Linked DNA regions of Homo sapiens: regions 1 and 2 are each linked to region 3. The links are chromatin contacts, found by Hi-C or POLR2A ChIA-PET in ENCODE. All regions are on one chromosome and are shown on one strand. Each heading gives the region's core, a stretch centred on a gene start or an enhancer-like site at or near the end of the contact. The rest is flanking DNA. Distances are from core to core; before and after follow the strand shown.

Region 1 (3,331 bases), core at 528-3,027, 1.8 Mb after region 3:
CTTCAGTATTCTGTTACAGTACCATGCTGTACAGGTTTGTAGCCTAGGAGCAATAGGCTATACCATATAGCCTAGGTGGGTAGTAGGCTACACCATCTAGGTTTGTATAAGTACATTCTCTGATATTCGTGCAATGATGAAATCGCCTAACGATGCATTTCTCAGAACATATTCCCATCATTAAGAGATGCATGACTGTATATATTTGCATGTGTTTTTAAGTTACTGGAAGAATATACAAAAATATTAATAGTGCTTGTAACAGTGAATGGTATAGAAAGAAGGAAGGAAGGAGTGGGAGGATTCTGTTTTTTATTTCATACACTTCTACAGTGTTTGAATTATTTTTATTGAATATGTTACTTTCATTATTTTTAAAAACATCTTCTTCCCACCTTCTCATCTTGTCTATTTCAGCCTAGCCAACTAGGTTTTCTCAGGACTGAGGTTATTTATTCCATATTAACTCTGTCTCAAGCTCATATGCATCTCCCACGATTATTTTTCCCAAAACACTTTAGGTTTAAGAATGACCTTTCCTAGGTCTTTAGCTTATGATTAACCAAATGAAACCATCACTAGATGGACTCCCTAATTCAGGTGTTGAATTACAAAAATGAATTTTCAGGGGGAAAAAAATGCTAACTCAATTATGTTAGTTAAAATATCAGTAAAATTAGCAATGCCACAGTGTCATGAAGCAGAAGGTCAAAGACCCACACACCCTTTACTGGGCGCCATGGTGGGACTTAACTGGGGCAGTTCCGGTTCTGCCATTAGGACCATGAGCACTCCAATCTCAGTGAAATTGTATAAGACACTGCCATTATCCCCGGATCATTGCCACGATAGACCCAAACAACTCCAGTCTATCGTGTCAATGTGTATTTGGGGAGTCTTTAACACACGGATCATTGGCGAGCTGCACCATAAAAGCCCTGTAGGAGCCGTGGCCGTGTGTGGAATCAATGCACACTCGGGGACTTCCCCACGCCCGGATCATTTGCAGCGCATCGTGTCAATGCATACTCCGGGAGCCCCTACTCCGAAGCCTGTGAGTGCTGAGGAACAGTGTACACCAAAAATACTTATGGAATAGTTGTTACAGTGCGTACACAGTATTCACTTTTCTAAATGGCATGTCAGCAAGTTTAGTGTGCCACAAATAACTCCTAAAAGGCACAAAACACTCCTAGAGGCCCACCTTCACACATGAATGGTTGGTCCATGGAATTGTGGCATGGCTGTGGGGGAGTGTAAGTTTTTCTTTACAGTGAACAAAGGGAAAAGAAAGAGACATCTGCTATTCAGTGTTGTCAGGGTTTTCAGCATAATCCCAAACACCTCCTAATTATTTTCCTGGGCATTTGATCCCTAAGATACAAGGACCTTCCCTCCATCCCTGCCCTGTTCCAAAGTACCTGTAGAGCAAGCTGAGAGGGCAGAGTTAGAGGATGGGTGGGGTTGGGTCTTAAGTGCGATCCCACAGAGATATAATGTGAACCACATGTGTAAATTTAAATGTTCTTTGTGGCCACATTTTTAAAAAAAGATTTAATTCATGATACTTTATTTCACCCCATATACCCAAAATATTATCATTTCAATATGCAATCAATGTTTTTAAATGATGAATGAGCCAGTTCACATTCTTTTTTCCATACAGTCTTCTTTACAATGGGGTGTGTATTTCCCACTTGGAGAACATCCTGGTCTGGCCTGGCCACACTGCAAGCCCTCGGCAGCCTCTTGTGGTCAGTGGCTGCCCCAGTGAGCAGCACAGCTACAGAGGTTCAGGAAAACCAACCCCAGGAGCGTGGATGTTCACTGCCTTCCTTCAACCACTCCAGGCAGGTGCGTCCACCTTTCCTCCTCATTGCCTCACCAGGGCTGCAACTGCCGAACAGCCTTTTCTCGGCAGCCTGACAGAATAGCTGTGTGTTGGGTTTCTGCAATCATAAAAAATGACCACAAATATGCATTCGGAAAGAGGAACGAAAACTCCTCTAGGCCCAAACGGTAATGGCAGTACTAGGTCATCTTTCTTGGAGACGGAGGTGAAGGGAGGGCAAGGGGCCCCTGGGGAAGGAAAGAGGAGGCGGGCGTGGCGTCGAGCGCGAGGGCGGCGGCCTAGCTGCACCCGCGAACTTCCCCACACCTGCGACCAGCTCACCTCGCGGCGTGAGGGATCCCTGGCAGTCGGACGCGGCAGGGTGGCTGGTTTCTGGGGCTGAGTCTGGCCCGACACAAAAGAGGAGGGAAAGGAGAAGGAGACGGAAACAAAGGCGCGGGGGAGGACGAGGAGGCGCGCGCGGTCGCGGGGCAAAGCGGCGATGCGGTGCGGGCGCGCGCAGCCTGGGGCTCCCGGGACCAGCGGGCGGGAGCAGGCGGAGCGGGCAGGGCGATTTGAATATCAGGCTCTGCCACACTCGGGGCGCCGCTGACAACTTCATTACCTCCGCATATAAAAATGACTGCCGGGGAATGCAAATAGCTCGCCTGTCTCAGCCGCCTGCCCTCGTTCCGCCGCCGGCTGCAGGCGGAGGCCCCGGGAGCCGCGGCGGCCGGAGGCGCAGACGCGCCCTGTCCAACATAATGAACTGCCCGGCCGCGGCTCCGCCCACCCCCCAGCCGCCGAGCCGGGCCGGGAGGGGGAGCCGGCCCGGTGCTGGAGGAGGAAGGGGTGGGCGGCCGGGCGCGGCTCAGAGGCCGCGCGTTGCTAGTCAGTGTCGGCGCAGGCCCTGCCTCTTGACTCTGTCATCCAATTACTGCCATGAAAATACCAGGAAACTAGAGTGCTCAGTGGGTTCCACTCGTGACCGCGAACTCTGACGGAAAAGCGGGACCCCCGGCCTCCGTCCCGTGCGCCCTGGTGGTTAAATTGGACGCCAGCATCCCGGCGCCCCGCTCTCGTCTCGCCTGCAAGCGGGCGGCGGGTGTGCTGCGCCCTGCTCCCCAGGCCTGCGGCCACCGGGACAAGGCTGCGTCGCTGTGCAGGACCCGCCTCCCGAACCCTGGGCCTTGCTGAGCTCCCCGTGTGGCCACCGAGGCAAGCCGCGTGCGGGAGGGAACGCAGGCTTCACGGCGCCTCTCTTCTTGCCCTGGCTTGCTCCCTGGCAAGAAGTCACCTCCCGCCTTCTGATAGCTCCCCCTGTCACATTTGGGCCCCTTGTGAACTTCTCGAGGAGAGGAGCTAGGTCACTTTTATTAATAGCAACAACGACAGTAGTAAACATATGCTGAGGACTATTCTACGCAAGGTACTATGCCAACTGCTTTACCTACATGTTTATCACAGCGATCTTATTGCACTCCTGGAAACCCAGGCTTA
Region 2 (2,999 bases), core at 42-2,541, 1.1 Mb before region 3:
TATATGAAAAAATAAACCAAGACAGGCTTGTGATATATTTATAATCGCAGACTATCTCCACCAAGCCCACTCATATGGGCTTTATGGTCTCTCTAAAGGAATTGTGGAATCACAGCATCTCCACTTTAGGGTGGATCTGGGAACTCATCCATCCCAAGATGCCACATGGAGCAGTGCTGTCAAGAACAATGACCCCACTTTACAAAGCAAGTCTTATTTTTCCCCTTACCCTCTGTTTTAATATAAGGTGTGGCTGGTAGAGAAATGGTGAAATGAGAGGAAGAAAGGGTAAGGCTGCAGAAGACGCTGGCTTCGCCCCTGCCCCACGGAAACCTCAGAGGTAAACACAGCCTTGTCCCTTCATCTCCCTCCCCACCCCATCCCCACATGCAGACCCCACCTTTCCCTGCACCCCTCCCACCTATGCAACTTGTCCTGACTTTTACACTGGAGCCCTACCCTATTTCTTATGATAAGATACCCCAAAAAGATTCCTCCTCTGAAATAAAGATGAGGCCTGCCACAGTCATTTAGGTACTCCAAGGTTCACTGGTATCCTCTAAGTAGTCTTTACCTTTTCCCAAGGGAATCTGAGTAAGGGGAAAAAAAAAAAAGATGAGAGAGAATGGAATCATGGGGGGCGGGGGGGAATGGTGTTTATCTAAGGAGGAGCAAACTATAAAAGGGTGGGTATGAGGCACATCCTCGAAAAGAGGCTCCTACATGTTTGTGGGCATGCAGGAGGAGCTCTAGTGACCTCCTGGCTTGGGAAGGCAGAGAAATGGACTTAATGCCTGTACTTGGCGGCCAGGAAATAGTTCATTATGTTTCTGGTGGTACCTTTATGAGTTGGATCACTGCCATTAGATGATACAATTAGTTGGATTTGTAAGTTTTTGAAGGACCCAAACACTGGGAATAGTCATCAATATGGTGCTAGAGGGCTCTGACCTCAGCCCTGTCTGGTTCCAAAATTCTGTCAATAACTCCGATGAGGATATTTATGGCATATTTGTCCAATTGAGAGTTGAGGTGATGCTAGGGAGAAGAGCAATATTGTTGGATGACATAATCAGGATCATCCAAGATATGCACCAGATCCCTGATGAGACACAATGGTGATGAATGTGAAGCCTGTATTCAGGTTAAAATAAACACACCTAAGTACATGTTGGTGAAGACATACCCTAGCAACCACATATGTGAAAAGGGAATTTTGATTGACTCTGCGTGTGGTATGAGTCAGCACTGCATTGTGGTTGCGAAAAAGCAAATGTGGTCTAACGCTGCATTCATGGAAACAGAATATTTAGACTGTGGCTTATGCTAGGCTTGCCGTATTTTATGTGAAGCAGACCACACCAAAAATTTTGTGCTTAGTTCCTGACCTGACTCTAAGAGAAACACAGGCAAACACTAGGAGAGAAGGGACTGGCAGCTCCTTTGTGGTCATGGAGATGTTTTGTCTGGAAAATAGAAGGCTTCCATGAAACGTGAGAACTGTCTTTAATGAGTGATGCATTCTCCTATGGAAAAAGAGTTCCATTTGCTCTGTGTATCACCTATGACTGGACCTGGACCAATAGTGGGAATTACGGTGAGCCAGATTTCAATGCCACAGAAGACTTTCCAAAGGAACAAGGTGTCAGGATGTTGTAGAGGGAAATGTAAAGATGAGTTGTTGGATCAGATCAGTGGTTCTCAAACTGTGTTCCCCAGAGATTCCTCAAGGAGAGGAGTGCAAAGAACAGAAGCGGCTCACACACCCCACAGCAAGTAGAGCAGCTCCCCCAGTCTGCTTGCACAGTGGCCATCTGCTGCAAAGGAAAAGTTTGATTAAACAACTGGGCTAGATCAAAGTTCCCCATTCAACCCTGAAGTTCCAGGATTTAGTGATTTTTGAGATGACGTCTCTGAAGAGGCTGCCTGGAGAAGGGAGGATGCATGTGAGCTCTGCAGCCAGAATCACGAGGTTCAGATCCTTGTGCATTCATCTGTTATTGCTACAGAACAAATTAACACAAACTTAGCAGCTTAAAACGACACCCACTCACTAGCTCACAGTTGCTGTGGGTCAGAAGTCCAGGTGTGGCTTGGCTGGGTCCTCTGCTCCAGGTTTCCCAGGTTGAAATCATGGAGTCAGCTAGACCGTGTTCCTTTCTTGAGCTCAGGATTCTCCTCTCAACTCATGTGGTTGTTAGCAGAATTCACTTCGCTGAGACTGATGACTGAGGTCCCCATTTCCTTGCTAGTTGTTGGCCAGGGACCACTCTGAGCAACCTTAAGCCTATTCTCAGGTTCTGGCCACGTGGCCCCTTCCCATAGGCTGTTCACAACAGGCTGTTTGGTTCTTCAGGGTCAGCAGAAGAATCTGGAGCTTCAATTATCTTTCTTTAGGGAAAACCTGGAGCCTCTTTTAAAGAGCTTGCCTAGGCCAAATGTGGTGGCTCATGCCTGTAATCCCAGCACTTTGGGAGGTCGAGGCAGGCAGATCACCTGAGGTTAGGAGTTTGAGACCAGCCTGGCCAACGTGGTGAAACCCCATCTCTACTAAAAAACAAAAATTATCCAAGCATGGTGGTGCACACCTGTAATCCCAGCTACTTGGGAGGCTGAGGCAGGAGAATCGCTTGAACCCAGAAGGTGGAGGTTGTAGTGAGGGGAGATCGCACCACTGCACTTCAGCCTGGGACAGAGCCAGACTCCGTCTCAAAAAATAAAAATAAAATAAGTAAAAATACAAAAATTAGCTAGGCGTGGTGACGCATGTCTGTAGTCCCAGCTACAGACAGGGAGGGAGGCTGAGACAGGAGAATCGCTTGAACCTGGGAGGCAGAGGTTGCAGTGAGCCACTCCAGAGTGAGACTGTGTCTCAAAAAAAAAAAAAAAAAAAAAAAAAAAAAAGAGCTTGGCTGGGAACGGTGGCTCCTGCCTGTAATCCCAACATTTTGGGAGGCAGAGGCAGGCGGATCACGAGGTCAGGAGTTCAAGACCAGCTT
Region 3 (3,081 bases), core at 20-2,519:
AAGACTGTCTTTATTTATACGTAGTATGGAGTCCGGTATAAACAAATATGGGAAATGTAGCATATGATGGAAGAGAAGGTATTTATCTGCCCTTTGATTCATGCATTCATTCAATGACTGTCTCATAAGAATGATTTCCCCCCTTGCTTGGTAGTGTTCTAGTTCTAGGATCTGAATTTAAATTTCTTGGTGACGTACTCTTGCTTATAGAGCAGTGGTCTCCAAGAGTGGTCTCTGGACAAGCAGCAGCAGTATTTTCTGGATTATTGTATTAGATGTGCAGATTCTCAACACTGTGTCCTCTTGCCCCACACCTACGAAATCAGAAACTATGGGGCTGAGACCCAGCAATTTGTGTTTCAACAAATTCCCAGGTAATTTCAATACACTCTTGGGAACCTCTGCTGTAGAAGATGTAGCGTTAATTCATAACTATAATGAGCGAATGGTCTTCTCTCTTCACTGAATGAACATTTTGTGCTTTCTGGGGAATCAACAAACATTTTCTCCACTTACCTAAACTTCTTATCAATAGTCTCTTGTACTCAGAAAATGTACACAAGTCAAAATAGACAAATCATATTTTGGCTCCACATTTATTCTAGCAGACAGTGGCAGACTCTGCCAAAGCCACGAAGTGACTCCCCATGCAATTGGCCAGGTGACCACCACCACCACACAGAGCAATCTCAGTCCTTGACTGGTTCCTCTGTGTGAAAAGGGGCCTCTACAGCCTTGACCCAGTGACTTTCAGATTCTGAGGAAAACAGACGCTTGATGCCTGTCCAAAGTAAACAGAGCCAAGAGAACCTTTCACAAGCCTGGTTAAGGATCGATGGTTCCACCCAAATGATTTAGATGATTTGGTGTTTAAGTATGTTGTTGCATAACTCTTGGCAGCCAGAGATACCAGTGTGCTGGAGTGAGTGGCAATTTGGATTGAATGAATAAGGTATCTATCAAGGGTGTATGTATATGTACATACCAGCTACTGTGATTTGGACATTACCTACATTAGCTTATGTAACCTCATAGACACCTTATCAGGTAGGTACCCTTATACCCTTAAGATAATTTTCCAGATCAAAAAGCAGAGGCATTGTGAGGTTAATTTGCACAAGATCATCTTCCCAGGAAGAAGCAGGGTTAGAATTTGGACCCAGGTATTTGGTTCCTATACTTCCCATGTGCGCGTGCACACACACACAGACACACACATACATTCTGTGCTGTCACAGCCTAGATGTGGTTGTTTCTCTTGGTCTCTTCTGCATGGGTCATTTCTTGTATGATAATTCTGAATTTAGGTGGAGGTTGTAGTTGCTGAATGGGCATGGGTGGCCAGGCCCTCCATACTGTGTTCAGTACCTTTGATGATTAACTCTGAAAGGGAAGAAAGGATTACTTAGTGCAGGCCAGAGAGCTGTAAAAGGTTCCTAAATTACTCATTTCCCCTCTGAATTTCTCCTCTTGCCTCGAAAACTAAAACACACTTTATAGGGGAAGAATGAAGACCGTATAACTCTGTGGCAGCACAGTTTGGTAATTAATGGACTTGTGCCTCTATCAGAAGAGTGATGTATTATTCCAGAGCCCTGTAGAATGAGTTAAACTGAGAGTGAATTATTTGGTTTGACTGATGTGTACAGTAACTGAAGATAGTTTATTAGTGGGCCAGGTTTTAATCTTCTCTCAAAATGAGTTCTCCTCATATTCTGCACAACTGCCCAGTCTCTTTCATGCCCTGAAATTGAGTAAAAGGAGAAGGTGCTAAAATGGTTGAAACAAGAAGTGAAACCTTCTGTTTCATCATATGTTCCAGAAAATATACAGTGTGTTTTTACTGCAGCCTCCTTTCCATCCCCCCTCCCAATCATTTTCATTAGTGACTGATGTGATTGCAGAGTGGTTTGGTGGGGAAAAGTACTTGCAACCAAATTTAGTAAACCGCAAGCCAATTTTATTTTTAGTTTTAGTGAGCAAGGGCAGATAGCAATTGCAAATATCTTACTGTATCTACTTCTAAGCTTTTACTTTTCTTTTTTTTTAATGTTTTGCCTTTTTCTCTCCCTAGTATGTTTTGTCTATTTTGAATATAATTGTTTTTAGGAGAAAAGGCCATTTTTTCCTTCTATCATTGAGAGCCCCCTTTTTTTTTCAATATTGTAGGCATCATCTTAGTAGGAAATAGAATATATTTATAATCAATGATGTTACAGAAATTTTGAAACTGAGAAATTAAGTACCATAATTAATAAAAGGTAGGAATAGGGAATCATAAATAATTATTTAGTATTAATTGTCAGCAGCAGCCTAAGGTTGCTCAGTGATAGATTAATAAGATCAAGCAGAAAAATAAAGGATCCCATTGGCCAGAGAATGTGAGTGGAATTCCTTTTTCACCTGTATGGCACAATGGTTGGCATTCAAGAGACATTCAGTAAATGTGGTTTGGTTAGTTAGTTGGTTGATTGTTGAATAAATGTTTGAGTCCTGCACTCACTCCAGAACATCAGACTATTGGATATGAGGTTAAGTTTGACCAGAGGATCTTGAAGAGGCTGTATAATGATCATATCTTAAGTACTAGAAGAGTCATTAGTGGTCTCAAACCCATCTGCTCTACCCATTGGAGACTTCTGTAGGGACCCTGACAGTGGCCCTCTGCCATGCTTGAACATTGTGATCACTAAGGGCTTATTTCACATCAGCTTATTTCAGGTCTATTCTGTTGCTGGACAGCTTAGATTATGGGATCAACTTGTGGGATTGTAGCAAAAGCTCATCTGCGCTTTGCAGATTCTTTCTTAAATAGTCATATAAGCCAGTTACCCTCATGGGTTGGGATGGGAGGGGGTCAGTCAAGGAGGACAGCAGTCCCCAAAACTTCGGGGAGGCTTTGTTAGGGGCCATCTTCATGTGTACCTCTTCATCCCATTATGAAAGTACCCAGGGACTGAGAATTCTTGGCATTTCCCAGTGTTCTCCCTGGATTTTTCATAGTGAAGTTTTGATAGGGACTTCTCTTAGAGTCTCATGATAATTGTTCCAGGGGGAGGGGGTAGAGGGGCAGGTAGGTGG

What was found. A loop is a pair of places that touch in the nucleus more often than their neighbours do. ChIA-PET counts read pairs that join two places held with the same protein, here RNA polymerase II (POLR2A). Pooled maps may share reads with other maps.
Region 1: a loop to region 3 is called in a map with no recorded cell type, with 10 times the contacts of the local background. The contact joins the promoter of SNX10-AS1 here to the enhancer-like site in region 3. A Hi-C loop is called at or near these places in 3 of 37 single-sample maps with no recorded cell type and 4 of 50 pooled maps.
Region 2: a loop to region 3 is called in a pooled map, with 6 times the contacts of the local background. The contact joins two enhancer-like sites. A Hi-C loop is called at or near these places in 1 of 37 single-sample maps with no recorded cell type and 4 of 50 pooled maps. POLR2A ChIA-PET finds 5 or more read pairs at or near these places in 1 of 52 experiments (activated T-cell).

What each region holds. Positions count from the first base shown.
Region 1 is chr7:26,397,864-26,401,194 of GRCh38, reverse strand. It overlaps SNX10-AS1 (SNX10 antisense RNA 1), which reads left to right and starts at 1,777. Exons shown (of 2, transcript NR_136272.1): 1 at 1,777-1,854. LINC02981 (long intergenic non-protein coding RNA 2981) reads right to left here and starts at 2,626. Exons shown (of 5, transcript NR_148502.1): 1 at 2,174-2,626. RefSeq lists silencers at 2,090-2,199, 2,290-2,749 and enhancers at 3,220-3,331, 2,534-3,331.
Region 2 is chr7:29,283,828-29,286,826 of GRCh38, reverse strand. All of the region lies in intron 1 of CHN2 (chimerin 2), which reads right to left. Among named protein-coding and RNA genes, the nearest start is that of CHN2-AS1, 76 kb to the right of the region's middle. Within about 2 kb of position 1,291, at least 4 of the 41 ENCODE cell types and tissues checked have a DNase peak (open chromatin) inside an H3K27ac peak, as active enhancers do.
Region 3 is chr7:28,153,907-28,156,987 of GRCh38, reverse strand. The region is part of intron 1 of JAZF1 (JAZF zinc finger 1); the gene reads left to right. Among named protein-coding and RNA genes, the nearest start is that of JAZF1-AS1, 25 kb to the left of the region's middle. Within about 2 kb of position 1,269, at least 3 of the 41 ENCODE cell types and tissues checked have a DNase peak (open chromatin) inside an H3K27ac peak, as active enhancers do.